Linked DNA regions of Homo sapiens: region 1 is linked to region 2. Evidence: chromatin loops called from intact Hi-C (ENCODE). Cell type or tissue: natural killer cell. All regions are shown on one strand. Each heading gives the region's core, and the rest is flanking DNA. Links, peaks and the distances in the headings are about the cores only.

The links. Peaks named below come from ENCODE experiments on the same cell type or tissue, not always from the same donor. Only the 100,000 strongest peaks of a DNase experiment are listed, where the experiment ranks them.
Region 1: it touches region 2 in a loop (2.4-fold over the local background); 3 of 110 quality-filtered maps call a loop at or near these places.

Annotation. Positions count from the first base shown.
Region 1 is chr2:181,268,984-181,284,597 of GRCh38, forward strand. All of the region lies in intron 3 of LINC01934 (long intergenic non-protein coding RNA 1934), which reads left to right. Among named protein-coding and RNA genes, the nearest start is that of MIR4437, 29 kb to the right of the region's middle. In natural killer cell, for the core only: no CTCF peak of the experiment used is centred there; DNase peaks (open chromatin) are centred at 6,758 and 6,978; H3K27ac peaks cover 1,013 bases.
Region 2 is chr2:181,158,451-181,174,064 of GRCh38, forward strand. The region is part of intron 1 of LINC01934 (long intergenic non-protein coding RNA 1934); the gene reads left to right. Among named protein-coding and RNA genes, the nearest start is that of LINC01934, 42 kb to the left of the region's middle. In natural killer cell, for the core only: no CTCF peak of the experiment used is centred there; DNase peaks (open chromatin) are centred at 4,831 and 6,981; H3K27ac peaks cover 3,798 bases.

The sequences.
Region 1 (15,614 bases), core at 2,995-10,994, 110 kb after region 2:
GTCTCAACTCAAAGACCATCATGCAGAGAGAGTGGATTCTCTCTTTCTCAGTCTTTTGGTCTATTAATGCCTTCAAGATATTGGATGAGACCTACATTGGAAGAAAATATGCTTTACTCTGTCTATTAATTCAAATAGTAATCTCACCCAGAAACATTCTCATAGACACACTTAAATAATACTTAAATAACTGGGTACCTGTGGCTCGGTCAAATTTACACGTGAAATTAACCATTACATCCATCTTTCTTCTCTTCTTCTTGACCTCTTTCTTCATTGCTACCTTAGATTAGGGCTCTCCAGAAGCAGACTCTCAGATGAGAATTTGTGGAAAAGTAGGTTACTAAGAAATATTCCCAGGGAAAAAAAGAAAAGGAACAGACAGTGGGACTGGGAAGGAGAGAAGGCCAAGCCAGGGTGGATTAAGCCAAGTTCTAGTGAGATGAAGAAGCTCTGGAGGCATGCAGGCCATACCTCAGAGATCACCCTGGCAGGTGCTGGGTAAATGGGATATTTACACCCACACAAGTCCCATTAATGGTAAGGATGTAAGTTTTCAGCTACTCGCTGTTCTCTGTTCACAACAATCATAGGCTCTGGCAGCCAGAGAGTAGCCCTCTGAGGAGGTATCACAGGTATGGCTTTTGAAAATGGAAGCACCATATCCAGGCAGATCAAAAGAGATCTGAGAGAATTGGGAGGAACACAGGCAGCATGTGCTGCAGTCGTCATCCTCTTAGTAATAGCCACAATAATCTCAATGTCATCAAAGACTCTGCACGAGACCCTGGACTCCATATTTTCCATATATGATATTAGCAGTCAATCATCACATCAGATTTATTATAATTAATACAATCTCCATTCTACAGAGGTGAGGAATGGGGCTCAAAGGAAGATAAGTGACCACAGGAACAGCCAGTGCTGATACAGTCTTTCCCACCCCCAGATGCTGCCAATTCCTTGTCCCATGTCACTGCCCAAAATTATCTGCTGAAAATACCATGTACTTGCCATGTGTATTAGTCTGTTCTCATGCTGCTAATAAAGACATACCTGAGACTGGGTAATTTATAAAGGGAAGAAGTTTAATGGACTCATAGTTCCACATGGCTGGGAAGGCCTCACAATCATAGCAGAAGAGGAAGGGAGAGCAAAGAAACGTCTTACATGGTGGCAGCCAACAGGGCTTATGCAGGAGAAGTCCCCTTAATAAAATCATCAAATCTCATGAGACTTATTCACTATCATGAGAACAGTACAGGAAAAACCCACCCACCCATGATTCAATTACTTCCCACCGGCTCCCTTCCATGACAAGAGGGAATTATTGCAATTCAAGGTGAGATTTGGGTGGAGACACAGAGCTAAACCATATCATCATGTAAGATAATTGGATAGAATGCCAACATGTCCATATGTGGTAGAGAAAATGTTTCATTACTTATAGTTGTGCTCACATATATTTTGTTAAGTGCCTAGGACATAACCCTGCATTCATTCAGAACCCTCCTGATATTGATGAAAAGTAATGCAGGTCTAAGCTGGCAAACAAAAACATCTGCAATTGCTCTAAAAGTTTATTTTTTAAAGCTACTTAAAAGATGCAATAGTTGGCTGTCATGGAACTTTTTACACCCAATTTTACACTCTGGGTTTCAGAAATTTGCTGAATATAAAACAAGTCTTTAGACTACCGAGTGTAGTGCTATTTTTTTAGTAGCAAGAAACAGTATTTCCAGATTTAGCCATTCACTACTAAGTGTAAAGAACAAGTGGTGGAAAATTCTGTGTGTAAGCTATAAGTGCTAAGAATGTCCCACGGTGGGGAGTCATATAGCTTCACCTCCTAAAGGCTCTCAAAGAGACAGCTGCATGTTTTTTAAACAAAATAAATGGATTTGTATACTCCACTACTCCAGAGTTAGCAATTACTTTGAGTTCTTCATTAAAAATGCATATAAGTGAAGACATAATTAGGAAGATTTAGAAATCTTTGTGTTTTCTGTAGTTATTTAATGTTTTGCAAAAGGAATACTGTCAAAAAAATTTACCGTTTCTCAATGTTAATTTTGAAAGTGGCTTAGTAAGGGATAGTTGAACCAAACCACGGCATTGTTTTAGGGTGGATATCAGGTTGTTTTTCTTGGTGAGTGATTTCCTCGCCTATCATAAATTAGTATTTTCAGCTTCTGAGATTTCTCAAAGAATTGAACAACAGAATATTTATTTAAAGTGATATCTTTCAAATTAGAGCTTTCTAATTATGTGGGGGAAACCAGAAATTTGATAAATGTGCACAATTGTACAATACTGAATATTTTTAAAAGATAGTCAGAATTCTTTCTTATTAATTTTCACCTTGCATTTTAACACATTTGGCTTCTTTTATTGTGGTGTCTAGCATTATCTTCCATAGAGAAATGCACTTCCAGGAATGCTTCAGCCTGTGTGGGTACATTTAAAGTTACCTGATAATGATGATGAGATGAATTCATGCAGTAATTAGAAGAAAGATAGCTTGAGGCACCTAAATTATGTGGCTCCAACTGGCCTTCTTTTGGAAAACAGCTAAAAAAGGTTATCATCTTCATTTTGTGAATGTTTTTCATTTAAAAGGAAAACAATGCTCATAAAAGTTTTAATATTATAGACTAGAAGAAGAGCGAACTATTTAAATACAAGTTCCTTTAATTTTCAGGTATATTTATTTTGGTTTCCTTCTGGACGCTGGTGAATGATGGTTATTGTTTTCACACAATGGTATCATATGTATGTGACTTCTGACCCTGGAGACAAACCCTCCCCACACACACACACACTAACAAGGGACCCACACAGTTTTTTTCTCCAATCCCAAGGAATCTCTCCTACCCCTCTTAGTCTTCTCAGAGCCATCTACCTCTTTCCTCCCCTCCCCATCACCCAGCAGAATCTTTAGGGAGAGAAGGAAAGGGTTTCAAGTATCTCTAAGCAAGGAATTTAGAAATCTGCTTAGGCTGGGCACAGTGGCTCACACCTGTAATCCCAGCACTTTGGGAGGCCGAGGCAGGTGGATCACCTGAGGTCAGTAATTCAAGACCAACCTGGCAACACAGTGAAACCCCGTCTCTACTAAAAATACAAAAATTAGCCAGACATGGTGATGTGTGCCTGTAATCCCAACTACTTGGGAGTCTGAGGCAGGAGAATCACTAGAACCCAGGAGATGGAGGTTACAGTGAGCCAAGATCGCACCATTGCACTCTAGGCTGGGCAACAAGAGCGAAACTCTGTCTCAGAAAAACAAAAAAGAAAAGAAAAGAAATCTGCTTAGCAGCTGAAAATCTGAGGGCAGAAGAAAGGAAAAATACAGTCATGTGCTGCATATCAATGTTTCGGTCAACAACGAACTGCATATACAATGGCAGTCCCCTAAGATTATAATGGAGCTGAAACATTTCTATCACTAGGGACATGGTAGCCTCATAGTACAACACATTACTCAAGTGTTTGTGGTGATGCTAGTGTAAACAAACTTATTGCCATACCAGTAGTATAAAAGTCTAGCACATTTAATTATGCATAGTATATAATACTTAATAATGATAATAAAATGTTAGGTTGTTGGCTTATGCATTTATTATGCTTTTTATCATTATTAGCATGTACTGCTTTTATTTATTTAAAAATAGTTAACTGTAAAACAGCCTCAGGCAGGTCCTTCAGGAGGCATTCCAGAAGAAGAAGGCATTGTTATCATAGGAGATGACAGCTCCATGCATGTTATTGCTCCTGAAGACCTTCCAGGGGGACAAGAGGTGGAGGTGGAAGATAGTGATATTGATGATCCTGACCCCATGTAGGCCTAGGCTAACGTGTTTGTTTTTGTCTTCATTTTAAATGAAAAGTTTAAAAGTATAAAGATGAAATTTTAAAAATTGAAAGAAGCTTATAGAAAAGATATAAATAAAATATTTTTGTATACCTATACAATGTGTTTTGTTTTAAGTTATGTTATTACAAAAGAGTCAAAAGGTTTTAAAAATTACAGTTTATTTAAAACTTAGGGTAAGCTGAGGTTCATTTATTAGTGAAGAAAGTTTTTAAAAATAATGTAGTGTAGCCTAAGTGCACAGTGTTTATTAGGTCTACAGTAGTGTACAGTAATATCCTAGGCTTTTACATTCACTCATCACTCACTCTCTCACTCACCCAAAACAACTTCTAGTCCTGCAGGCTGCATTCAGGGGTAAGTGTCCTATGCAGGCATACCATTTTTAAATCTTTCATATCATATTTTCACTGTACCTCTTCAATATTTAGCTATATTTAGATACATAAATACTTACCATTGTGTTAAAATTGCCTACATTATTCAATACAGTAACATGCTGGACAAGTTTGCAGCCAAAGGAGCAATAGGCTATACTGCATAGTCTAGGTGTATATAGGCCATATCATCTAGGTTTGTCTAAGAATACTCTATGATATTTGCACAATGATGAAGTCACCTAACAATGCATTTCTCAGAACATATCCCCATGGCTGCCTGACTGTATGTGAAAAAAAAAATGATTCAGTAAAATTTTTTAGAATATACTGTTCTCTTTTGTCCCCACCTATGATATTTTACTATGAAGTTTTCATCTTCTAATGCAGCATATCAGTAACAGCCTCTCAACCCATTTTCCCTCTTTCTTACCTTTTTGGGAGTCACAGGCTTCGGCTGGATGGAGTTCAGGGAGACAGAGCTCTGGCCAACCCCCAAAGCAGAACCTATGCAGGAGGGTATGGTGTCCACATTGCCTCATCCGAGGCAAAACTACAGCTATGTCAGGAGGGCATGGTAACACCTCAGTAATACGTTATATCTTCCTCACCACCTTGCTAAAGAGAAGCCAGTTTTAGACACAGTGATATGTAAGTGCTTCTTTTTTATAATTTGGTGAGGATCACCTTACTAAAGTGAGGATTTACTCACTTTGGCAATGTAACACGTTTATTAATTTTTTAAGCACAGAAAACTAATTTAAAAAATTTTCTTACCTTTAAGAATACAGATCAAGGTTTCAAAAACATTTTCAGTTGGAAATCTTTGGGTAGGAAAACTGCAGTAATGAGCAAAAGGGATAAAAAGGTAAAACATGTGCAAAACAGATGTTGCACCTAATTTCATGCCAGAACAAATTAAAAATCAGAATCTTGCTTTGTGATTTAGACGATGGACAATCTATACAGATGTGTGTAGGCTGAAAAAAATTCTCCTTGTGAAACTGGACATTTTTAAATTATGAGAACCTACTTTCTAAAAGCAACTGGGATCAATTACTAAAACAGAAATCTCTTCTTTTGTTTGGAGATTGTCAACAGTATCCAAACCTTGACATTAGATCAGCACCACATGGAATGAAAATAATTTTGAGGTTCATGCATCAAATGTAAAAACATGATTTAAAAATTTGAGAACATTTTCATAAAGAGTAAGATCCATATAATATGTGGTAATTTAAAATGTATTAAAACACACGAATTGGGCATCAATTAAGTTAGAAAGAACTGTGTTAGAACACCAGGCAGGTGGTCAAAATGGTAATGAAAAGAAATAAAAACACAGACAGTATGGAAGAGGCAGCCTGTAAACACCAAAACGGTGTCAGAGTCACAGAGTCACTGCCTGGTAGAGATGCTTGCAGGTTTTTTTTTTAATGTAATTTAAGTATTTCCACCCCCACGAGGAGATTTTAATGTAGTTATGATACATTTGAATTAATATCTTAGAGATTTCAAGTATCTTCTTCATAACGATCATCATTAGTCAAGAATAGAAGTTTTTAGATTTGAGGTCTATTTGCTTTCCAGAGGATCTGTAGATGGCTACAGAGGGTCTCTGACTCCTTTACAATTGTATGAAATCATCTATATATATATATATATATATATATATATATATATATATATATATATATATAGAGAGAGAGAGAGAGAGAGAGAGAGAGAGAGAGAGAGAGAGTACATAACTTTCATACATTCTTATGAGGATTCCATGACTTCTCAAACATTAAGAAACTATTGGAAAAAGCAGAGCTCTACTAACAGGAGACATGTCGATTTATCTTACATAAAAATGACCCGTACAACCCAGGAAAGCTTTGCAAACAGCCAAAATGTAAAACAAATTAAATGTTGTGTTTATCCCTTCAGAATAGTGCAGCACAACAACTCCAGTCATACAGTTTTTATTTACATGAATATTTTAGAAATCCAGCTATTTGTCATTAGACACTCTCTCTTTATAATTTGAAAAATTTCAAGAGCCATGGGAACTAACCATAGGTTATATTATGTTGTATATTACTGGCAAGTACTCAATAAAGAGCTGGCAAGAGACAGTAAATGAAAAATAAATATGTGGCTCAATCTGGTCAAGGGAAAATAACACAGATAACAAGGAGGGATTAGGTCAAGCCCATATTGTGGGTTGTAAAGCACCTGATTTCATGTAATTCAACTTATCAATATTCATGAGCACTTATGGTATGCAAAACACTGTGTTTCTGGTGCGAAAAAAAAACTAAACTTGAAACTTAGTAATGTTATAATTTTTCTTGTTTTAACCCAAGAATAATTTGTCAAATCAATGAGGAAGTTATGATTTGGGCTTTGTTGGTTTTTCACCAATAAGAGGATGATAGCAAGCAAGAACCACAGTGTGGTGGATATACATGATGTTGAGTTAACTAAGCTGGAAGGGTATTTCCCTCTATTCTTTGCCTGCGTACTTCTGGGTTAATGTAAGGTGCAAGAGACACAGTGCATAAGATGTGCACTAACCCTAACCCTAACCCTAACCCTAACCCTAACCCTAACCCTAACCCTAACCCTAACCCTAACCCGGGTTAATGTGAGGTGCAAGAGACACAGTGCATAAGATGTGGTAGGTGGAAGTGAAGTAGAAAGCATATTCTTTTATGCTGGGAAGGTCACTTGAGGGCACTGCTCTGTTTGCAGCCCTCTAGTGTTGCTGTTTGTCTGAGGGCTCACCTTATTGGTGCTGAGCAGTGGCGGGCCTGCAGCTCCTCCAGCTCCTGGCAAGGCCTGCAGCTTCTGATTCCCAAGTAAGGTGCATGTTGAGCTCTGTGATAATAAGCTCCAGCTTTTTCCACACTAGTTTATTAAAATTTATAATGCAGAAGGCATTTTTAAGTAGTTTGCTGCTTGTCTGAGCTTAGGGAGTAATCAGAAATAACACAAACTCTTATGAATCAGTTGCAGTTTCCATCACAGAACAGTCACAGCATTGGAGAAGTTGGAGGTCATGAGAAGCTGGCCTCAGAACCAGTTTATCCTTGTCTTCCCCTCTCCATTGAGGTCCATCTTTCCTTACCGCTGCCTACCCATTTTTTTTTTCTATGTCACTCATAATGGTTCTTTTCTAATTGATGTCATATACCAATGTATACCCAAATAACCTGACAGATATACATAGAAAAAGGATTTTAAATTAGGGGATCAATTGTTGATGTCAGAAGCAATATTTTTGCACTTTTTCAAACTCAATGCAACCTAAATCGTTCCCATGCTGGTGTATTAAAATTTGTAATGCAAAAAAGCATTTTTAAGTAGTTTTGTACTCTCAGGGGCATAATAAATTATCAGAAATAACAAAAACTCTTATAAATCAATTGTAGTTTCCATCACTTTACATAATATATTCTTTCTAATAACAACTAGTAGAGCAAAAACGTACTTTCTGCAGAAAAAGTAGAGAAAGGGAAAATCCAGGATCTCACTGAACTCATTCTTTGGCTTCTTTTTATTTCTGGAATTTGACTAGAAAGAATATTGATCTTTTACAGTGAAAAAAAAAAAAAAAAGAAAAGAAAAAGAAAAAGAAAAAAAATCACATCACATTTTAAATGTATTTGGTGCCAAGCTATCATTTATGGAAATAGATAACTGTTTCATAGTTAGTGGAAGCCGCTTACCTACTTTTGCAAATAGTAGTAGTAGTTACTAGATACCACATTGGCCCAGTAAAAGAGAGTTTAGGGAAAGAATCCTGGACTGATTTGAGAGTCATTAGGTCTTATAGAAAGATATCTTACAAGAAAAAATCATCAACTCAAATTAGATTGAATTAAAGAGGAGAATTTATTGGGATGCATAATTTTTAAAATACAACCCAAGAGTAGAGATATAGCTCTTTATCTTTCTTTTTCTGTCTGAATCCCCACCCTCATCTTTGTCTCTCTCGCTCCTCTCTCTCTTACTCTCCCTGTCTCCTATCCACCCCTTTCTCCCTTTTTACCCCTCTCCTTCTCTGTTTCCCTCCCTTCCTCTATCTTTCTCTTGATAGTTCAGGGTGCATGTGGCACCCACTCCTAGCTTACATAGCCTTCCAGCTTGAGTGCCACTGACCAACTAGCTAGTGTCTCTTCACCCAATTACTAGAAATATTCATTGTTATAATTCAGCCAATGGATTGACTATGCAAGGGGAGAGTTTCCACTTACAGTCGGATCAGCTATGGGCAGGGAGCAAAGTACAAAAATGGCTACTAAAGACAGTGAGTGACCCTTCTCGAAGGAGAAGTGGGATGGGCAGACACCCTGAGATATTTTCCACTTTACAATATTTGACTCTTCACCTAGTGGAAAGCAGCTGGATTCAATTGCTTTTTTTTTTTTTTTTTTTTGAGACGCTGTCTTTCTCTGTCGCCCAGGCTGGAGTGCAGTGGCGCGATCTCGGCTCACTGCAAGCTCCGCCTCCCGGGTTCACGCCATTCTCCTGCCTCAGCCTCCCGAGTAGCTGGGACTACAGGTGCCCGCCACCACGCCCGGCTAATTTTTTTGTATTTTTAGTAGAGACCGGGTTTCACAGTGTTAGCCCGGATGGTCTTGATCTCCTGACCTTGCGATACGCCTGCCTCGGCCTCCCAAAGTGCTGGGATTACAGGCATGAGCCACCGCACCCGGCCTCAATTGCTATTCTTAAGCAAGAAGCAAGTAACTCTTGGTGCTTCAGTTCCATCACGTTAATTTATGTAGAAAACCTATTTCTACTCTGGAGCCTATTTTTGAAAGCATGTAGTCTTTTAATGATAAGTACTATATAAATATTAGTTATGGCCATTATAAGTCTTTTAATTTTTTTTTTGTCTTTAAGGTCCAATTATTTTTTAAAAAGTATTTGTTCTAGCCAGGCGCGGTGGCTCACACCTATAATCCTTGCACTTTAGGTGGCTGAGGAGGGCAGATTGCTTGGGCTCAGAAGTTGAAGACTAGCCTGGGCAACCTGGCAAAACCCCATCTCCACAGAAAAATGCAAAACTTAGCCAGGCATGGTGGCACAAGCCCGTAGTCCCAGCTACCTGGGGGGTTGAGGCAGGAGGTCGCTTGAACCTGGGAGGTTGAGGCTGGAGTGAGCCTAGATGGAACCTCTGCATTTCAGCCTGGGGGACAAAGTGAGATCTCAAAAAAATGTATATATATGTATTTGTTCTAGATAACTGTTTGGTCTCCTTATCAGTCTGAAATAAGGGGTTCAGACTCCCATTCTCAAGGTATGATCGCGATAAAAATGTGACAATAATTTTGAGAGATCTTATGGTGTATGTCATCCCCCGGAGGTTGTGCTCTTCTTTCTGAATAAGAGGAAAATGTTATGTTCCCTGAATGTTTATGCAAATAAAAGATTTATTTTAACATTGAACCATAAACAAAATAAATAAGACATTTCTGATATATGAAAAATATCACAGTGGGAGTGAGAAATTATGTACAAAAAGCAAAATGAAATTGCAGAATGCTGTAAGTAGAAGGGGCTTTGGGGAGCATTTAGAGATTAAATGATCCAATCCAACCCTTTTAATTTCCAGGTTAAGAAATTGAAGGTTAGGGGAGATTAGGCAGCTTTCTAAAAATTAGTTTACATTTGAGCTAGGCCTCGGTCTTGTAATTCCAAATACAAGCCAAATAGCAAAATCTTGCCTTAAAAAGTAAATCGGGGAAATTAAAATCTTTCTCTATGTTCTCTTTCCTAGTTAGAAATTATTGTTCACCCAACAATTCATCAATATGACATCACTTAAGGATGTAAGAGAGAGAAAATAGTTGAATCTTCTTTGTCTGTATGATTAAATTATTTTATTCATAGTAACTTTGTTTCTACCATAAAGTGCTGCATAGTATATGCTTTTTAATAAAATTAATTGAAACTTGTATTGTTAAGGATGCTCATAACATTTATTAAATAATTAATGATACCCTTGACTTTTACCAAACCAGAATTGGAGATTCAAGAGTGAAGAGAATGGTACAAGCCTTAGTTTCCATCACATTTGGCACTGAATATCAAGGGCAGAGATCACATATAATTTATTGTACATGTATAAAATATTGGGGAGGCCAGCAAGAACAGAAGAAAAGCAAAGAGAGATTTAAAGATTTCAGAAAGAAAGAATCATAATTCACTGTTTAAAACTTCCATGGGCCTGAAATATCGTTCTATGATGAGCCTTGTCAAAGGGTAACATGAAAAAGTTTTAAGGTTCAGAGTGAACGATACATAAACTTATAAGAGAAAATAGTTGCATCCATATGACAGGGAGAAAAGGCAGGAGTTATTTTAACATGGAATCATATGCAATTGTTTGTATATTGCCGTTTTTTCCCCCTTGAGACATTCTGGCTGCCTTACCCTTGGTCAAGTCTCTTGACTCATTTGTAAAGTTAAATTTCATCCAGGGAAAGCCTTTCATGTCTCTTTATATCACATTCTACTTTCATTTGGTTTATTTAATGATTTATTAAATACATTAAGCATAGCACAATTTCCTATGAGAGTTGAAACATATGACTAAAATTATTTTAAAATTATGTTTATGTTGTGATTTATAAAATTGCAAATTGTCAAAGACATAAGGGATAACGGTAAAATAGCACACAGTTGCTTGAAGCCTACACATTACTCCAAGACCTCGCTTGAAAGCTGGTAATTCCCTTGAAATAGCCCATAGGGGAAGCATATGCAAGGCAACTGACAGCATGTGGTTTGAATAGATGTGCCTATATAGTGAAGGACCAGACTCGGAGAAGGTATTAATGAAGAATATGAATACAGGAGCAATTTCTTAACTTGGTACAGAGACTGACCCCATTTTTATCCAATTTTTATAATCTGTATTATTTAAGGGAGAAAAAATTTTACTCAGGGCTGAACACTCAATACTTTAAGTGTGCTCTAATGGATGTATCATGTAGAGAGCAAGGCAATTGCTTACCTCTTTTATTATTTGGTGGATTTATAAAGTGGCAAAAAATGGATTAGTAGCCATAGCAGCTTGTATTGATAGTGAACAAGTCACTTAACCTTTCTGTGTATCAATGTCTTAAAACAATTCAATCATTAATTCTACATACTGATTGTCAACTATATGCAAAGCATTTTGCGAATTCCTAGGATGAAGGAGTGGGAGTGAGTGATAGGAGATGAGGCTGGATGAGTAGTAGATACCAGATTTAAAATGGCCTTGTGTGACATAATAAGCAGTCAGGATTTATCCTTTATAGTCTTTTGGGTGTTATTAAAGGATTCTAAACAACGGAGTGGCAAAATTGGCACTGACTCTTAGAAATAACACCCTGGTGGTAATGTGAGGCATAGATCAAAAGAGGATAAACTTGGCCCGGTTAGGACAACGGTAATTAATCAGACCAGAAATTATGGTTGCCTGAACAAAAGCCATGTCAGTGGTGATGAGGAGAAAAGGACGGGTTTGAGAAATTGTTAGGAAGTTTGCTTGTAATTGATTAGATTTGGAGGCCAAGAAAGAAGCCTGCTTTGATAGTGATCTATATAATAATATTGATTTCTGACTTGTAAAATAAAGCATATACAGAACCTTGCATAACTTCAATTTGCTTTTATAACAATAAAAGTAATTGTTAAAGATTATTAACTTTGTCTATCAAGTGATGCATGTAAATGAATAAAGTACATTTTTGGATTGTGTATGTAATACAGACAAGCTTAAACACTGTTTTTTGTTGTTTCACTTTTGCTAATAAATAAGTTGAGAAAGCTGGTCTAATTTGACAGTCTTTATATTTAAAGGATAGCTTTCACTTCCCTATGGGAATGAGAAACAGCACTTATAGAAAATTCCATACAAAGCTTTGAGGTCTAACATGCCACGATTTGATAGACTAGGGCATCTGAATATTTAGTTCCTGACTCCAGAGAGCAAATGTTAGAAGATAGAATTGATGAATATTTGACTTAAACTAATTCCTTGAATATCTAGCCATGTATTTTATACCATCTATAACTGTGGTTTCTCAGCACTTAGAAATATGAGCGCTGAATAAAAATGTAGAAAACCACCTGTCTACATGGCAGTCTTCCAAGAATCTACAATCTAAATTATGCTTACCACTAGCAGGAAATGTAGGCAGCCACCTTCTACTTGTCATTCTCAGATCCATTTTTCAAAGGAAGACTATTGCAAGGAAACTACCTTTATGTTAAGACTGATATAATAGAGTACACTTCTTGTACATGGGGGCTTAGAATTAGGTGCTAGGATTTGAGGGAAATCAAGTGAGGCAGACACACAAAACATAACTTCTAACATATCTTTCAGGCATTTGATTTTGGAATCTAATGCAGTATGAGTTTGCTAGTGACCAAGGAAGCCAATAGTGAAGCAGAGTAGTATTAAGTTTCAGTCTCTAAGTTAAGTAACACAAGAATAGTTTCTTTATGTTTAATTGATAAGTTTTTGGTTGTTTTTGTTAAGTTAAAAACTTTTTGATAATTTTCTGCCTTATAACTGTGTATAAGCCCCTGAATTGTTATGGTGTGCGGTACAAAGATAGAAGGAATGGCCTCTGTATTAGGCTGTTCTTGCATTGCTATAAAGAAATACCTGAGACTGGCAATTTATAAGAAAAGAGGTTTAATTGGTTCATGGTTCTGCAGACTGTACAGGAAGCATACCACCAGCATCTGTTTGGCTTCTGGGGAGGCCTCAGAGAAATTTTACTCATGGTAGAAGGTAAAGTGGGAACAGATATGTCACATAATGAAAGCAGGAGCAAGAGTTGGGTGGAGCAGTGCCATATTTTATAACAACTAGATCTCATGAGAACTCACTCACTATCATGAGGACAGAATCAAGCCATGAAGGATCTGCCCCCATGACCCAAACCCATCCCACCAGGCCCCACCTCCAGCACTGGGTATTACATCTTAACATGAAATTTGGATGGGACATCCAAACTATTAGATTGGTGCAAAAGTATTTTGCTTAACCTAATATATCAGCCTGTAATCAACAGAGTGAGTATTAAGCTCTATTTGTGAGATACAAATATCACTAAAAATGGAAAATAAAGATTGACACATAACAATGGTTCATGATTTCAAATCAGTATACTGTTAAAATTTCTATTAGATAATTTTTTTACTAATTTCTGTTAGAGAAATTAGTAAATTGTATGTTTGTTATTTATAACATTCCACAGTGGTTAAATATATAAGATTAAATTCGGACCTAAGACCTAGCTTCAAAACTTGAGTCTGACATTTACTAGTGGTGACACTGTGAATCAGTTATTTAACCTCTTGAACTTTAATGACTTCATTTTTAATGGAGAAATAGTCCTAGCAATTGAGCTCAAAGTAATTCTCATTAATAGTTGCTGGATATTATTAGTACTGACAGTAGTAGAAGTAGGAAATCCTTTTTTTGTCCCACAAAATAATTGAGGTGAATTATTTTTAAAACTTAAAAAAAATGATAGTAGAAAATAATCAGGATATTTTTCTTAGTATATAAGAGTTAAAAAAAGAAAAGACTAGAGTCAATATGTGTGAATTTATGTATATCTGTGTGAGTCAATATGAGAGAGAGGTATCTTTGTATATTTGAGCTTTCAAATTTAAGCTTCAAATTTGGCTTTAAGATTCATGGCAGCCAATTTAAAAGAAGAATATATTCAGTCATATCATTTCTCAGTATCTATATGGGAAAAGTATGCCAATTATTCAGATAAAGCAACATTTTTCTTAACAATAATTTCTTAATGGGATTTCTTACAAGAGGATTTACAGAGAGCATATTACAATAAATACACATTATGGTTTCAACACTCGATTGCTGAAGCAAAAATATTAATGTATTGTTTTCTGTTTGATCTTTTGGAAAAGCCCATCTTACCACCAGTGGACAATTCAGTGATGCAAACTCCATGAAGGATAAAGTTCATGCAGTTCAACTATGTAGGTTTTTGTTAGTCCAGTTCTTTGATCCAAGGAAGAATTTAGAGCAACTTGAAAGATGGTTGGAATATGCAATTATGTTATTTAACACAACAGTTTAATTGGCTTTCTGATGACAGCTGGTGGAAGAAACTGTGAGCCCATCATCTGAGGTGAGGGTAGATTCATGCACTTTAGGAGCAAAGGAGCAACTGGGATGATTGGGATCCTAAGGGGACCAACAAAAATCCTCACTGGACTACTCAATATAAAATACTTCTAATAATCATGGATAAGAAGAATTATTTACATAGGGGAGGACTAGCCTTTTAAAAAGTTTCAAAATAGCAAAATATTGTTTTCTGAATTTGTTTCTAATATAAAGTCTGTTTTATTAAATTGAATGTGTACATGGCTTCAGAATCTCAATATGAGACAACAGGGATACTTCATTAAAAAAAAACTGTTTCTGTACCAGTACCATGCTGTTTTGGTGAAATTGATTCTGTGTAAAGTGATTTTGGTAGTCTGATAGTAATATGTTAAATTTGTAGATTGCATGGAGAGGGGGTCATGGCCATTTTATTGATACTGTCTCTTTTCATCCATGAGCATGAAATGTTTTTCCATTTGCTTGCTTTATCTCTGACTTCTTTCAGCAGTATTTTAAAGTTCTCCTTGCAGTGATTATTAACTTCTTTGGTTAGATGTATTCCTAGGTATCTTTGTATGTGTATGTGCGGCTACTGTAAATGGAATTACATTCTTGATTTGGCTCTCAGTTTGAATGTTATTGGTGTATAGAAATGTTACTGAATTTTGTACATTGATTTTCTATCCTGAAACTTTACAGAAGTCGTTTATCAGGTCTAGATGCCTTTTGGCAGAGTCTTTAGTGTTTACTAGGTATAGAATCATACCATCAGCGAAGGAAGATAATTTGACTCCTTTTCTTATTTTGATGCCTTTTATTTCTTTCTGTTGCCCGATTGCTCTGGCTAGGACTTCCAGTACTGTGTAGAAAACGGGTGGTGAGAGTAGGTATCCTTGTCTTCTTCCTGGTTTTCTTATTTTTATTTATTTATTTATTTATTTATTTATTTATTTATTTATTTATTTATTTGAGACGGAGTCTCAATCTGTCACCAGGCTGGAGTACAGTGGCGCCATCTCAGCTCACTGCAACCTCCACCTCCTGGGTTCAAGCGATTTTCCTGCCTCAGCCTCCTGAGTAGGTGAGACTACAGGCATGTACCACCGCACCCAACTAATTTTTGTATTTTTAGTAGAGACGGGATTTCACCATGTTGGCCAGGAGGGTCCCCATCTCTTGATCTGCCCGCTTCAGCCTCCCAAAGTGCTGGGATTAC
Region 2 (15,614 bases), core at 3,956-11,955:
GGAGATAAGTTTCCAGGATTCTGTTCAAATGCTTTCCACTGTACCACACTTACTGCATAGCATAGTGAACTAGGTTGGGGACTCTGGATTTGTAGAGGAAGCAAATGGATTCAGGAAAGTTACAAAGCAATCACTGACTGGTGATCATTGTAAAGTGATGGCTAAGACGTCACAATAGATAGATGTTTACAATTCAGACCTTTGATGACTAAGAAAATGATGCCATCAACTGAAATAAACCATGAAAATTTGTAGGAGAGATGGTGAGTTGGCAAAGAATTGGAGTAGAAAAAGCATGCTTCAGCCAGGATGAGAAGGATTTAGATAATCTATAAGGAATAATTTTTTTTGAGAAAGAAGCCTGCTAGGGGCTTGTAGTGGGATATATAGGCAGACTGGAAAAATTATGATGGTCTTTAAAAATAGGATAGTTTTCTGGGGTGGCTTAAGTATAGCATTGCTTATACGCAAGAAGTTGTCTTCAGTGATTTCTCAAAGTCCATCTGAAGCCTGTGGTTCTTTGAAGTTCTTAGATTTAGTGCACTTAGTTTGTTAAATGGATGTTGGATATGGGACATACAAATATGATGGATTTGAATTGACCTTTTGAATGATGAGCGGAATCAGCTATGCTTTACCAGAGGGGTCACTGTGGTGTAACCTTTCCAGATCCTATGGGCTGGAGTGCTTTTAAAGACCCAAGCATCTGAAACTTCATCCATGCACTAAGCATATGTAATCGGCATGTCTGCCAGGGCAGTTACAGACAAGAAAGACTTGTCAGGCGGCAGCGTCTGCACCAGAGAACTGGGAAGCTTCTTGAGTTGACTTTTCATCAGTAAAAGTGGGATGACGAGCCTGGCTAAGTTGTCACAACATAGATTCTTGTAGAAAGTGACTCTATAACCTCAAGGTTACATTTAACACCATTTTACTTTTCCGGCTCAATTGGTAAATAGTCATGCGTTGGCCATTGTTCATTTTCTTCAAGCATGCCTAAGGACTCAAAATAATTTTAAGAGAAACAAATTTTAAAAGATACTGTTACGTTTCAACTTTTGTTATTGTGAGAGAAATCAGAGTGGCCAAAAATGGTATTTCAAAACCCTGCTTTTGAACTTTCTTAGGCTAGAACCCAGAAAAGCTATTTCTACCGTGGTGATATGTGAGTCTTGGTGATTTTGACCAAATACATTTGCTAATTTTAATGGAGTAGTTTATTCATAGCATCTTGATGAGAATTTGGGGACTGCTTGTCCATTTAGTTATGGTGATGGGCATCACTCACAAAGATAGAATGTGTTCAAAGCTACACTTCTTTCTTTATGGTGCGTGGATTTTATTTCAATGACTATTATTGAGAGGAATATGGAATGAATATTATTAACATTATTAATTTAGCCAAACTAGAGAAAAATTATTTCTATAGACTTGTAGCAGTGTGATTTCATTAAAGCATGCATTGAAATTGGGCATTTGGGGATACTGACTGCCCTTGGTGTGTATCTATTTGGATGGAATTGAAAGGGTCTATAGGGATGAAGTTTGATGTGCTGGATCTTGGGGCCATGGAGGAAGGCGATGCTGAAATGATGGAGACATTATGGGGTCTATGCACAAGCCCAGTCTACAGGGCAAGAGTCAGTATCTTTAGCTTTGAATGGGCTAAATAAAGAAGAATGCAGAACCATTTTGGAAGGTTTTACAGTTTTGTGAGGAATTGGAGCAGAAATTTTGGTGTACATGTCTCTTAGTCAAATGAGGGGACGCTGCAAATGAATTAGAAGTGTTCTTACTTTCCCTTGTAACATTAATTAAGTCATATCCCTGTTCTATAGTTGATGTCCATTTCATGGAGAAATATGGGATCAAACTGTTGATGAAAAATTATAAAATTTAGTTTTTATCACCACCATGCTTTTAGCAGTAAGAAATAATGTATTTATTATGTATTCATTCATCATATGTTTTCAGCTGGATTCTAGAGTATCAGTTGAAGAATCAAGAGAAGCATCAAACGCAAAGGTGAAATTATGGAGGTCTGTTAGCTTTACACAGCCTTCTGATCATACTTGAATAATGTTTTAAAAGGTATATCCCATGACAAGAGTGATGCTTAGTTAGAATATGAGCTGTTTTGCACCTACTGTGTTCTACCTGACATATCACAAATATTTGTGGTTATTGCGCATCCCCTGTAGATATTAGTGTTTGCAATCCCTGATCCAGAAGTATGTTTTCAAGGACCATATAGAAACATTATATCTTTACATTACATAAACATCACCAGGTCTGACCATGCTTTAAGTCCAAATAAAGTCTCATTAATATTAATACTAATTAATTATGTTTCTTTTATTCTATATATATGACTATAGAACTTCAGCACCACTTGTTTCTGCATATATCCAGGGACATCTCACATGCATACAAGAAAAAAAAAATCCACTCATGTTTTTTACCTTGCTGCCAGAAAGTCTTTGGAGGGAGCAGTCCTACCACAGCTGCTGCAGCTGATGCCCTCGTGGGGAAAGCACCTTCACTGAGACTCCATCGCCCTCGAGGGTGGCCACCACTGCTTGGCCACTGCTGTCCAGGCCCCACCAGATATTGTTACTCTCTTTCAGTCCAGAGGTGGGGATATTCCTTTTTCCATATTAGTTTTAAACTTATTGCTAGGTGCCAGAGCCCATACTCTTAGAGTTTCACTGGACAGTGGCTTCTTTAGTGCTGAATTTAATTATTCTTCCTCATTCATTGCCCAAGCCATCCTTAGAACTGTTTGGCAGAATAACACCAGGCCATGCCATTATTCATCATTTTTTCTCATATCTTTCCTCATGTTCCTCCAATCTCCAACTCCCACGTACTTCTTTTTCCTCCTTTTGGTAAAAAAGTGCAAAATCTTGAATACATTTCACCTCACCCAAATAGGCACTCTGAAACATGACTCTCAGTCCCTTAAGCAGATAATGGAACTCATTTTTGGACTAGCAGGATATACTACTAAATTTGTATCACCTAGTATAGTTAGCAAACTGCATTTATTTTCATCTTTTTATGGTTTGTGTACCCATAATCACATCTATATAGGTATACTCACAAGTACAATCTTTGTGAAACCTGTTTCTAAAGTAGGGACTATTCATTTATTCTAGTAAGTTCTACTTAAACATTCCTTTCTTGACATCTTTGGTTGATTCATAAAGTTAAGCTAATCTATATTCAATTCTTTACATCCCTTCTATAATAAATAAGAGTTACAGAACATAATATTAGTCTTGCCTTGTCATACCTTTTCCCATATTCTCTGAACATGTGAATCTTCTTCAAGACACAGTTCAGGACTCCTGTCTATGAATCTTTTTTTGATTAGTCATCTCTTGTTTCAGTCATTGCCATCACATTAGTTCAGTTTCAGAAAGGGCTTTTTATGGAACACTGTACCCTGCTTTTTTCTTTTCTTTTCTTTCTTTTTCTTTTCTTTTTTTCTTTTTTTTTTTTTTTTTTTTTTTTTTGAGGCAGAGTCTCACTCTGTTGCCCAGGCTGGAGTGCAGTGGCCCGATCTTCGCTCACTGCAACCTCCGCCTCCCAGTTCAAACAATTCTCCTGCCTCAGCCTCCCAAGTAGCTGGGACTACAGGTGTGTGCCACTACGCCCAGCTGATTTTTGTATTTTTAGTAGAGACAGGGTTCCACCATGTTGCCCAGGCTTTTTTCGAACTCTTGGGCTCATGTGATCCGCCTGCCTCGGCCTCATAACGTGTTGGGATTACAGGCGTGAGCCACTGCACCAGGTCATGGAACGTTGCTTTCTTGAAAGATGTTAATAAGTGTTCCTTGGCAGGGATGAGGGAAGAAATTTGTGCCAAACTAAACTTGGGTAATTCTGCTCACTTTTATCTACCTTTCTCAGTGTACATAAACACATTAAAAGTTTTAAGGTGTGCGGTGGCTCATGCCTGTAATCCCAGCACTTTGGGAGGCCGAGGCGGGCAGATCACAAGGTCAAGAGATTAATACCATCCTGGCCAACATGGTGAAACCTCGTCTCTACTAAAAATACAAAAAAAAAATTAGCTGGGCGTGGTGGCCTGTGCCTGTAATCTCAGCTACTCAGGAGGCTGAGGCAGGAGAATAGCTTGAACCAGGAAGTCGGAGGTTGCAGTGAGCTGAGATTGCTCCACTGCACTCCAGCCTGGGTGAAAGAGCAAGACTCCATCTCAAAAAAAAAAAAAAAAAAAAAAAAAGTTTTATGTGCTTTATAAATAAAGAAACTAATTTAACTCTGTATCCAATCTTATAAATATATATGCTCTAACATTCATATTACATTTGTTATATGTTGCAGCTTTGTTAAACTGAAATTTCTTAAGAATAAATCAATGTTCTCTATTTCTATCATTAACTCTCCTTGGTACGTGATCCAATATTGTCTATAGATTCACTAAACTTACTTATTAGATACTAGACCCAACGCTAGGTCCTGGAGGTTTCAAGATGAATAATTTTTATAAAGATTAATAGACCAAAGAGTAGTTTCAATGAACAGTATGTTGGTGATAATTAGTATTTGCTGAGTTGTAAATTCCTTGGAATTTGATCTCTAATTCTAATTATTAGAATTTACTCTCTGTTTCTCTGATCTATTTCAGAATCTGTTGTTTTTTTTTTTTTTCCTGTTGTTGTTATACAATTGTAAAAGGGGTTTTAAAAATACTTGAAAACTGGGCCAGGTGTGGCAGCTTACACCTCTAATACCAGCCAGCACTGTGGAGGGCTGAGGTGGGTGGATCCCTTGAGCCCAGGAGTTAACAATCAGCCTGAGCAATAGTGTGAAACCCCAACTCTACAAAAAAAAAATGCAAAAAAAAAATTAGTCAGGCTTGGTGGTGCATACCTGTAGTCCCAGCCTCTCAGGAGGCTGAGGTGGAAGGATCACTTCAGTCTGGGAAGTCAAGACTGCAGTGAGCCATAATCACACCATCGCACTCCAGCCTGGGTGACAGAGTGAGACCCTATCTAAAAAAAAAAAAAAGAAAACCAAGAGCAAGTTGCCAAAATATTACACAAGGATTTCTAGTTTTATTTTCTGTTTCACTGTGATTGGGTAAAAGTAAAGATATATAAATATAAGACATAAATGCATTTTATTCTTTGGAATCTAACATCTTCAATTAAAAATGAAAAATTTCTAACAGGAAGGATCAAGAGATTGGAAAGTAGCCTAATAAGTCTTTAAAATAGTGTTTCTAGGAATCTGATATACCAAAAGCAAGGAGCAATAGGAAATACAGATAAAGGCAGGAAAAGGTAGATTTTGTTACAACACTATTGTGGTTTCTGAAGGAGTTTGGCCTCATTGGGTGATGCACATCAGTGTTAATTTCTAATACTCAGAAAATTAGTAACCTTTGTACCCAAGAAGTGAACATTCAGAGTTCAAAGAACCACCCACCACCCCAAATCATTCAATAATTTTCACTGGTGTTCTACTACAAGAATTATAATTCACTTGTAATTATGGCCACCAAAAGAATGTTTTTTTTCCATTTTATAATTCAACAAACACTTGTTGGATCACTAGTTGATGTCATGAATGTATTAGGTGCAGTGGTGGTGATAGTGGATGGGTGTATTTGAAAATAAATAGTGTATTCTAGGGAGAATATATAGTCTTTTGAGAGAGAAGGTAGGCTTAAAAATATAGAGTGCTTTCAAATACACTAAAGGTGTGCAAAAAATATTACTACTACATGGTAGAGGAAAACACAACAAAACTTTAAGAAACCTCTTGAGGAACGTCTGGTTTGGCTTCAGTTTATTTAGAAGAATGAAGAGCTCCTAGACAAAATGCTAGCATACATAACACAGAAACAAAATAAACTATAAATACCTTATAAATAAATTATAAACTACCTTGAGGAGACAGATGAAAACAAATTAGAGTTAAAATCTTGGCAAGTGAAGGTAGATATTATGCCACAGAGAAAAATTTGAAGAAACTGTGCTTGTGGAGTTTGATAAGGTTCTTCTCACAAAATATAAACTGTGGTCTTTTAATGAAACAGAAGGTTTTCACATTCTATGGAATAATAGTGATTTTTGATGTCAGCTCTGGAGAAAAAATCCTGGTGATATTTGGAGACCACCTGTTCTGGATAGTTTCCATGGTAAGTCACGAGGTGTACCAAGATTCTTACAACCCATCAACTTCTTCATGCTTTTGTGAATATACTGAGAAGAAATGATACCACTGAGAAAATGATTTAGAATGTATTTCTTATAAATTTTAATTCTAAGGTAGAAACTGAAAAGGTTGGATTTACAGGTGGAATTTAAAAAACAACAACAAAACTCTTTCTGCATTTGTGAATTCTGGCATAGAAAGAAGAATAGGGAAGTGAAACACTGACCTTACAAATAATGTTGAAGAACATAATTTTTTAAAATGCCATTGCTCAGGATGAAAAACACATGGGTTTGACAAGAGGAGGAAACATCTTGTTACAGCATGCAAGTCTGTCAAAATAACCTTAGATTGGTGAAGAGTGTTTAAGAATTGAGAGGGTTTGGGCATAGGGAAAGCAAAAAGAGGAAGATACCAAGAATTTCTCAGGAGGAAAAATAATTAGAAACTATTATTGTACCCTCAGATACCTATGTTCCAATTCCCAAATATAGGGAATGTAGAATTGAAGATACATATATTTGTAGAATGTGGGAGTAAAATCATTTAATAAAGGAAGAAAATATTTCAAAAGGATGCTACCACCTGGCTATCTACAGGATGGCCACTGCCAGCAGCTCCTGTTGCTGCCTACTACTTTGGATCCCAAAGTTTTTGGATGTTAAAATGGGCCAAGCATGAGTTCACCTCTTCATACCCTTTTTAGAGGGTCTAATTTTGATTTCTACCCACATCCTCTGGAACCGTGATGAAGTTAGTTTCATTTCTCAGCCCTAGGTCTGTCATCCCTTTCTTAGGCAGCTTCGGTCTGGGCAAGCTTGATGCTGAGTTGGTCTTATGTTTATGGTTCAGTATTGGGTACGTACGTGTCCTAATACAAACTTAAGGGGGGTTTCCTAACTACTAAGATCATATCCATGATTTTGTGTTGTGTTAAAAACATGAATGTATTTAGTTTACAGTGGAGACCGCCAGATATCTGTCTTTAGGGACAGTTAGTAGCAAACTGCCTGTGGCTAATTGTAGAGAATAGTCTATAGAAGATGTATCTTGGCTTTCCCCAACTGCTGAGGACAGAAGTCCTTTGAACTGTGAAGAAAAGAAAGTAGAATGTGGTGGTGGAGGAGGGAGAGGAGAGGAGAAGGAGGAGGAAGAAGAGGAAGAGTTGTCTCACTTTCTTTACCCCGTTCCACCTCCAACTCCCCACATGTATTAGTATGTTCTCACACTACTAATAAAGACATAACCAAGACTGGGTAATTTATAACAGAAAGATGTTTAATTGATTCACAGCTCCACGTGACTGGGGAGGCCTCACAATCATGGTGGAATGCAAAGGAGGAGCAAATTCATGTCTCACATGGCAGCAGGCAAGAGAGAGTATGTAGGGAACTCTCCTTTATAAAGCCATCAGATCTCATGAGACTTATTCACTATCATGAGAACAGCATGGGAAAGACCCACCTCTATGATCCAATTACCTCCCACTGGGTCTCTCCCATGACATATAGGAATTATGGGAGCTACAATTCAAGATGAGATTTGGGTGGGGACAAAGCCAAACCATATGATTTTGCCTCTGGCCCCTCCCAAATCTCACATCCTCACATTTCAAAACACAACTGTGTCTTCTCGACAGTCCCCTAAAGTCTTAACACATTTCAGCATTAACTCAAAAGTCCACAGTCCAAAGTCTCATCTGAGACAAGGCTAGTCCCTTCTGCCTATGAGCCTGTAGAATCAAAAGCAAGTTAGTTACTTCCCTGATACAATGGGTGTACACACTTTGGGTGAATATACTCATTCCAAATTGGAGAAATTGGCCAAAACAAAGGAGCTACAGGCCCCATGCAAGTCCGAAATCCAACAGGGCAGTCATTACAACTTAAAGTTCCAAAATGATATTCTTTGACTCCATGTCTCATATCCAGGTCACACTGATGCAAGAGGTAGGCACCCAAGGACTTATTCAGCTCTGTCCCTGTGGCTGTACAGGGTACAACTCCCCCTCTAGCTCCGCTTCTTTCACAGGCTGGCAAGGAGTGACTATGGCTTTTCCAGGCACACAGTGCAAGCTGTCAGTGGATCTGCCATTCTGAGGTCTGGAGGATGGTAGCCCTCTTCTCACAGCTTCACTAGGCAGTGCCCCAGTGAGGACTCTGTGTGGGGGCTCTAACCCCAAATTTCCCTTCTCCACTACCCTAGCAGAGGTTCTCCATGAGGGCTCTGTCCCTGTATCACACCTCTGCCTGGACATCCGGACATTTCCATGCATCCTCTGAAATCTAGGCAGAGGTTCCCAAACCTCAATTCTTGACTTCTGTGCACCTGCAGGCTCAACACCACTTGGAAGCTGCCAAGGCTTCAGTCTTGCACCTTCTAAAGCCATGGGCCCAGCGGTACCTTGGCCCCTTTTAGCCACAGCTGGAATGGCTGGGACAAGGGCACCATGTCCCTAGGCTGCACACAGCAGGGGGGCCCTGGGCCCTGCCCATGAAACCATTTTTCTTCCTAGGCCTGTGGGCCTGTGATAGGAGGAGGTACTGTGAAGACCTCTGACATGTCCTGGAGACATTTTCCTCATTGTCTTGGCAATTAACATTTGGGTTCTCCTTACTTATGCAAATTTCTGTAGCTGGCTTGAATTTCTCCTCAGAAAATGGGTTTTTCTTTTCTATTGCATTGTCAGCCTACAAATTTTTCAAACTTTTATGCTCTGCTTTGTTTTTAAATGTAAGTTCCAATTCCAAACCATATATTTGAATATATAACACTGAATGCTTTCAACAGCACCCAAATCACATCTTGAATCCTTTGCTGCTTAGAAATTTCTTTTGCCAGATGCCCTAAATTATCTCTCTCAAGTTCAGAGTTCTACAGATCTCTAGTGCAGGGGCAAAATGCTGCCAGTCTCTTTGCATATCTAGAGTTATCTTTACTCCAGTTCCCAACAAGTTCCTCATCTCCATCTGAGACCACCTCAGTCTGGACATAATTGTCCACATCACTATCAGCATTTTGGTCAAAGCCATTCAACAAGGGTCTAGGAAATTCCAAACTTTCCCACATCTTCCTATTTTCTGAGCCCTTCAAGTCTCTAGGAAGACACAAACTTTCCCACATTTTCCTATCTTCTTCTGAGCCCTCCAAACTGTTCCAACCTCTGTCTGTTACCTAGTTCCAAAGTCACTTCCACATTTTTAGGTATCTTAATAGCAGTACCTCACTCTACCAGTAACAATTTACTGTATTAGTCTGTTCTTACACTGCTAAAAAAGACATACCTGAGACTGGGCAATTTATAAAGAAAAAGAGTTTTAATGGACTCAGAGCTTCATATGGCTAGGGAGGCCTCACAATTATGGTGGGAGGCAAAGGAAGAACAAAGTCACATCTTACATGGAGGCAGGCAAGAGAGCATGTGCAGGGAAACTGCCCTTTATAAAACCATCAGATCTCATGAGACTTATTCATTATCATGAGAGCAGCATGGGAAAGACCGACCCCCATGATTCAATTACCTCTCAGCAGGTCACCCCCGCGACACTTGGGAATTATGGGAGCTACAATTCAAGATGAGATTTGAGTGGGGACACAGCCAAACCACATCACCACACTAGAGTTGACCACACGACTAATGTCTGGATCCATTCACTTACCATCAAAGCCAAATTCTCCTTTGGTTCTACTAGTTCATCTCATTTCTACCCCTTCAATTATAGTTTATCTAAGGACCTGTTAGTTTATTGAAATCAGATGTGTGTTTTGAATAATAGTGGTAAATCTGGAGAGGTTTGTTGAATATTTGTGGACTGATAAAGTTAGTTGTAACTTACATATATTAACTCAGATACAAGAGACCATATGATGTATCTATCATTGCTGAAGTGTAAATACATTTAGAGATAAACAAGAAACAAATAGTGAACTAAGAAGTATTTTATTCACATTTTAAATAATTTTAAAAGCCAGAGTTTGCTCCACTAAAATGTGAGAAGGGAATATAATAAAATGAAAAGCACTTTAGCCTTCTCAGTTTTCTCCAATTAAAAGTATTTTGCAAACTTTGGGAGGCTGAGGCGGGAGGATTGATTGTGCCCAGGAATTTGAGACTGGCCTGGAAAATATAGTGAAACCCAGCCTCTATAAAATGTAAAAAAAAAAAATTGGCCTGGTGTGGTGGTACACATCTGTGGTCCAAACTAATAGAGAAGCTGAGGTGGGAAAATCACTTGGGCCTGGGAGGTTGAGGCTGCAGTGAGCCATGATTGTGCCACTGTACTCCAGCCTGGGTGACAGAGCAAGACCCTGTCTCAAAGCAAACAAACAAAGAAACAAAACAAACAAACAAGAAACCCCCCAAAAAATCAAGGGGAAAAAGAACATTTTGCAGTTATTCAGAAAACAAAAGGTTTTAAAGACTAAATCCACATTTGCTGTGCAGAAAATGGGTGTGGAATATGCTATGAAATTATGTGTGTATGTGTTTTCAAAATGGCTTGGGTTAGAGTATGCTAATGGCAAGAATTCTATTTATTCTATGTAATATTTTTGGTTTTAGTGTTTAATCTTTACTTTCTCTTGCTGAGTATTACATAGAGAGATAGAGAAATCTGTTGACTATTATGGAAATGTGAAATGACTTTCTTTTCTAGCTGAGAATTCTAATCATTTTCTAAAAATCAAAGGTCTTATCATCAAGTATTAATTTTTATAGAGGGCAGCTAAAAAGGCTTTAAACCTAAGATTTCTATGTAAAAGATTATTAAATCAAATTTATCCATGAGTGTATATATCATTTAGAAAAGGCAAGTGAAACCTGTTTCTCTAATCCTAAGCAACCATATTATCAGAGGAGGGGTAAAATCATGCAATGATGTCACAGGCTCTGCATAGAGATCAAATACAATTTAGAATAGTTGTTCTCAAACTTTAGTGGGCATACGAAATCAGCTGGAGATCTTATTAAAATGTAGATTCTTCTCCAGGAGAGCTGGCTAAGGCCTTTGAGCCTGCATTTCTAACAAGCATTCTCCCAGGGAATCCCTATGCTCCTGGCCCTTGGATGACACTATGTAATGTGAGTGATGATTTGGAATAAGTTTCATAATTCCACTTCATTTTACTTTACCCCCTTCTCTCCCAGCAGTCAGCCTGAGGTCAGAGTAAATTGTCATACTGAAAGGATAAGCTGAGGAAGAGTTTCTATAAAACTTTGCTGTGGATAAGTCAACTAAAAAGAAGTTACATGCCTTTTCACTTAGCTGGCCAAAGTTGCTCATGGGCTACAAGAGAAACAAAAGATCATTGGTAACATACGTATTGCATGAAAACTTTTTTAACAATATGGTTTGTTGATAGTTAAAGGCAGGAAAGTGGGAATTTTCTACCAAACTACTAAATGTTTATTATCATTAATATGTCTCTTAGTAATGTAAAGTAAAAAGGAATTATTGCTTTGAAAGAAAAAATAAAGTACATAGGTAGTAAATAAATGATTCAACACCACCATAATGATATCTTTCTGGCTTTTCAAATTAAATGTACACATTTCTCCTGGTAATTAGGTAATTTCTCATTTCCTACAAATGTGTGAGCTCCTTGATGGCAAGGATCGTGCCTCATCCCACCTCTGTGTAGTCTACAGGATGCAGTGCAGTTCCAGCTGCATAAAGTTTTGCTAGCATTTAGGACATATTGATCACGTGCAACCTTCTCTTTTCTTGACTCTTCATTTCACTGCTTTATATTGCAAACAAGGTGCCTAAGTATAAGGCCAGTCTCTCCTTGAAAGATGCAGTTCAGGGTGCCCATGTGGTTCTGGTTTTCGCTTCCTGAAACTTATTTGTTTTGAGGTGACTCTTCTCCTGTTTACTTTTGTGCAGAACTGTGTCTAGAGTTTGAAAGGGAGGCTGACAAGAAATCTCATAAAATTTTCTAGGAAACAAATTATCTGACTTTTAGGACTCTAAACATTTATTAAATTATTATTGAAGTTTGGGGGGTAAGTTTATTATACTACTCTTTTTAGGTGCATTTGAAAATTTACATAATCAAAATCTAGAAGAAATTGGGACTTGAAACAAGGAAAAATACTATTTATAAGTTTGAGCATATATAAGAATAGAAAAACAAACACAAAGACATGGCGTATGTGTTTACTAAGAAATAAAACATATGTGTGCAATTTGATAAAACTTGAGTTCAAAATCTTACAGAAGGATTTTTTTTTTATTAATATAAGGTTTTAGTCTCTACTTACAGGGACTAAAAAGGCTGAAGTTTTTAGAAGCTTATCACTGTCATGATCTCTTCAAGTAGATTAAAAATGGTCAAGTGTGAGGGGGTATTTTAAAAGGCTACAATGATAATGAAATTTCCCTGCTAATTACCAGCATATGAGACCACAACTTCAGGCTTAGTTGTTACATGGGTGCATTCATTGTTTTGGCAGTGCTCACACACTGAACTTGGCCTGTCATCTCAAGTGTGCATCACAAAGAAAAACTACATTAAGAGTTTGATTAGTGCAAACCTAATACTACTGTTAGTGAAGCAACTCAAAGTAAATTGAGTTACTGATTTATGCATTTGTTTAAGCAATAAACATTAACTAAGGAAATATCTTGTGCAAGACACTGTTTTCTAAAGACTATAGGAGAAACAAGATATATTGTTCTTTTCCTCAATATTTTGTAATTTAGTTGAGAGGATTGACTTGGGTTCTTAACTGTAATATAAACAGACTGCAGTAAGTTCTACCAGAAAGGCACAAATGAAGGTCTAGAGAGGTTAGGAGGTAGAACGAAGTATTTTTGCTTTGAAAGGATGCCCCATTGATAATGGGTCAATAAAGTATCTTGCTGGGCATGGTGGCTCACATCTGTAATCCCAGCACTTTGGGAGGCCAAGGTGGGTAGATTGCTAGGGCCCAGGAGGTCGAGGCTCCGGTAAGCTGTGATTGCGGCACTGCACTCCGGCCTGGGCAACACAGTGAAACCCTGTCTCAAAAAAACAGAAAAAAAAGGATCTTCATGTCTAACAGACTTCTAGATATATCAGTGTTAAAAATGTTATTTTCTGACCTGAAAATATCTTACCCCGTAGGCTTTAATTGCTTTTATAGACATTAGTAAATATATAAGGTCAAAGTATGATATACCATTTTAGTACCAGATGGAGGTTACAAGCTATTGAGTATACAAATACAGTTACACATCGATATGTATAGTATGATTCCTATTATATAATAATGTGTATATTTGTGTGTATCTACATATATCTAGCATGAATTTGAGAAAATTTTTGAGCAAGATATATACCTTTATATCTAATTCTTTATGCTAGACTTAACTATTTTTAAAGATTATACAAACTTTAAAAATAGTTAAGTCTAGCATAGAGAATTGAGTGAGTGGAGTAGAAGAAAATTTTACTTCATAGGTGATCCTGGGAGATTTTTACTTTTTCTTTTTAGCATTTTTCAAAATAAAAAGCTGTAATTTTAGTTTCAATATAGAAGAGATATTTTAAAACTTTCTAGTCCACGTCTGTGCCTTTGGCAAAATAATAAAATCATATGTGCGGACATTGCTTGTTGCTTTTAGATTTTCCTTTCATTTAAAACAAAGTGCTAGACTATAACTGCATATTTTTATCATACAATACTAGAAAAAAAATACACCAAAATTAAGTGTGGTTGTGTGAGAGTGGTGAGGTATTTATTATCTTTTCATTATATTCCAATTTTTTGATAATATAATATATTGTTTTGATTAGTATTAAAGAAGAAAATAGAAATTTATTTAAAATATATAGGCTTATATATGGCATGTATGTGCCTTTCAAGACTAGTGCAAGGTTAAGCTTATAAGACTATTAAAAAATATGTTTACAAAAACTAGGTACCCTTTATTTCTAAAGCATGAGTCAGTGAAACATTATCTATACATTATACTGTACATGAACAATTAACAAGTTAGTGATGGCCATCTATGAGGAGGAGATTTATTTTTCTCAAAAAATGATGCATTCACATTAAAACTGTAACATACAAGTTGGACATGTCATAAACATCTGCTTAAAGTGTCAAGATGTTTTGGGTTTTTTTTTTCCTAAAAGTCAGTGGTAAAAGTAGGTAAAAACATTATCAGATATCAACACATTTATTAGGAAGTGTTCATCATGCATTTGCCACTCCTACTACCCAACAGCTGCACATAACAGAAAGGCCAAGGACTCCGGTTTCAGACTCAGGTCTACCACGTACATACCAGATGGATATTTTATCATGTTACTTAATCTTTCTCCGAGTCAGTTTCATCATTTGTAAGAAAGGAGTAAATAGAAAATAATGATTCTTTTTTTCTCTTGGTGGAAATATATCTACCATTTTTTTGTCAAAGAAACCTCATGCTTTCAATTGGGTGGGTGGGGGCCCTACGGACTATTAGAGAGAATAGTTGAGGAAGAGAAAGGAACTAATATTTATTATATGTCTTCTCTTTGTTAGCAAAGCTGACTTCATGGACATGTGACCAGTGCAGTCACACAAAGCTCCATGCCCCCTCAGAAATGTCCTGAACTTAGTTTAAGGCTCTATAGTCACCATTCTAAATTCTTAGTAATTATATCTTTCATTGGTGATTTGTAATTGAAGTCAGAAATAACAATGGAGCAAGTGCTGGGGGCTTCCCCACCACCCCAGATGGGTTTCTGGCTGCCATCTCCCCTCCCCTCTGCATCCTGGGCCCTGACTGGCCTCCCTCACCCCATGGTGCCTGTTGGGGCCCTTCTCCCTTGTCAAGGGCCAGGGTGAAGGCGTGGGGAGGGTCTTGCATGCCCCGCAGTGTCTTGGAGTGGTGTCATTGTACATTGCACAGGTGGGAATGAACATTTTATCCACTTGTGATCCAGGTACCTTCCTAGTGTGTCCTATCTGCCTCGGGTTGGAGTTGGGCTAGTAGGAAGGGAAGATGCCTGGCCCAATGCCCCTACCCCCAGAGCTGGGGCATGATGCATTGATTGGGTAGTCAGCAAGAGGGGCAATCTAGCACCTGATGAGCTGCACGTGTTCAGGTGAGTGCACACAACACAGGGCGAGACTGGGGACACCTGTGAGCATCTGTGAGCCTCTTCACTAGTCTGGTGAGTGTTCCCGTGCTCAAGGAGCACAACATTAATTAGCAAATGAAGAAGGTCCTGAGAAAGAGGCTGCGAAAGAAAAGTAAGTGCTTTATATATTATAATCTGTCATGACAATTTTACTTGTCTTTAGGACCACACGCTCCAAATTTTCATTTTGTATTAAGCCCTGCAAGTTATCTAGCTCGTACTAAGTGTCAAGATGTGCATTAGGTTGCTGAAAAGATTAAATGAGCTAAGGGATGGTAAATATCTAGCAAAGGGTCTGGTACACATTAGGC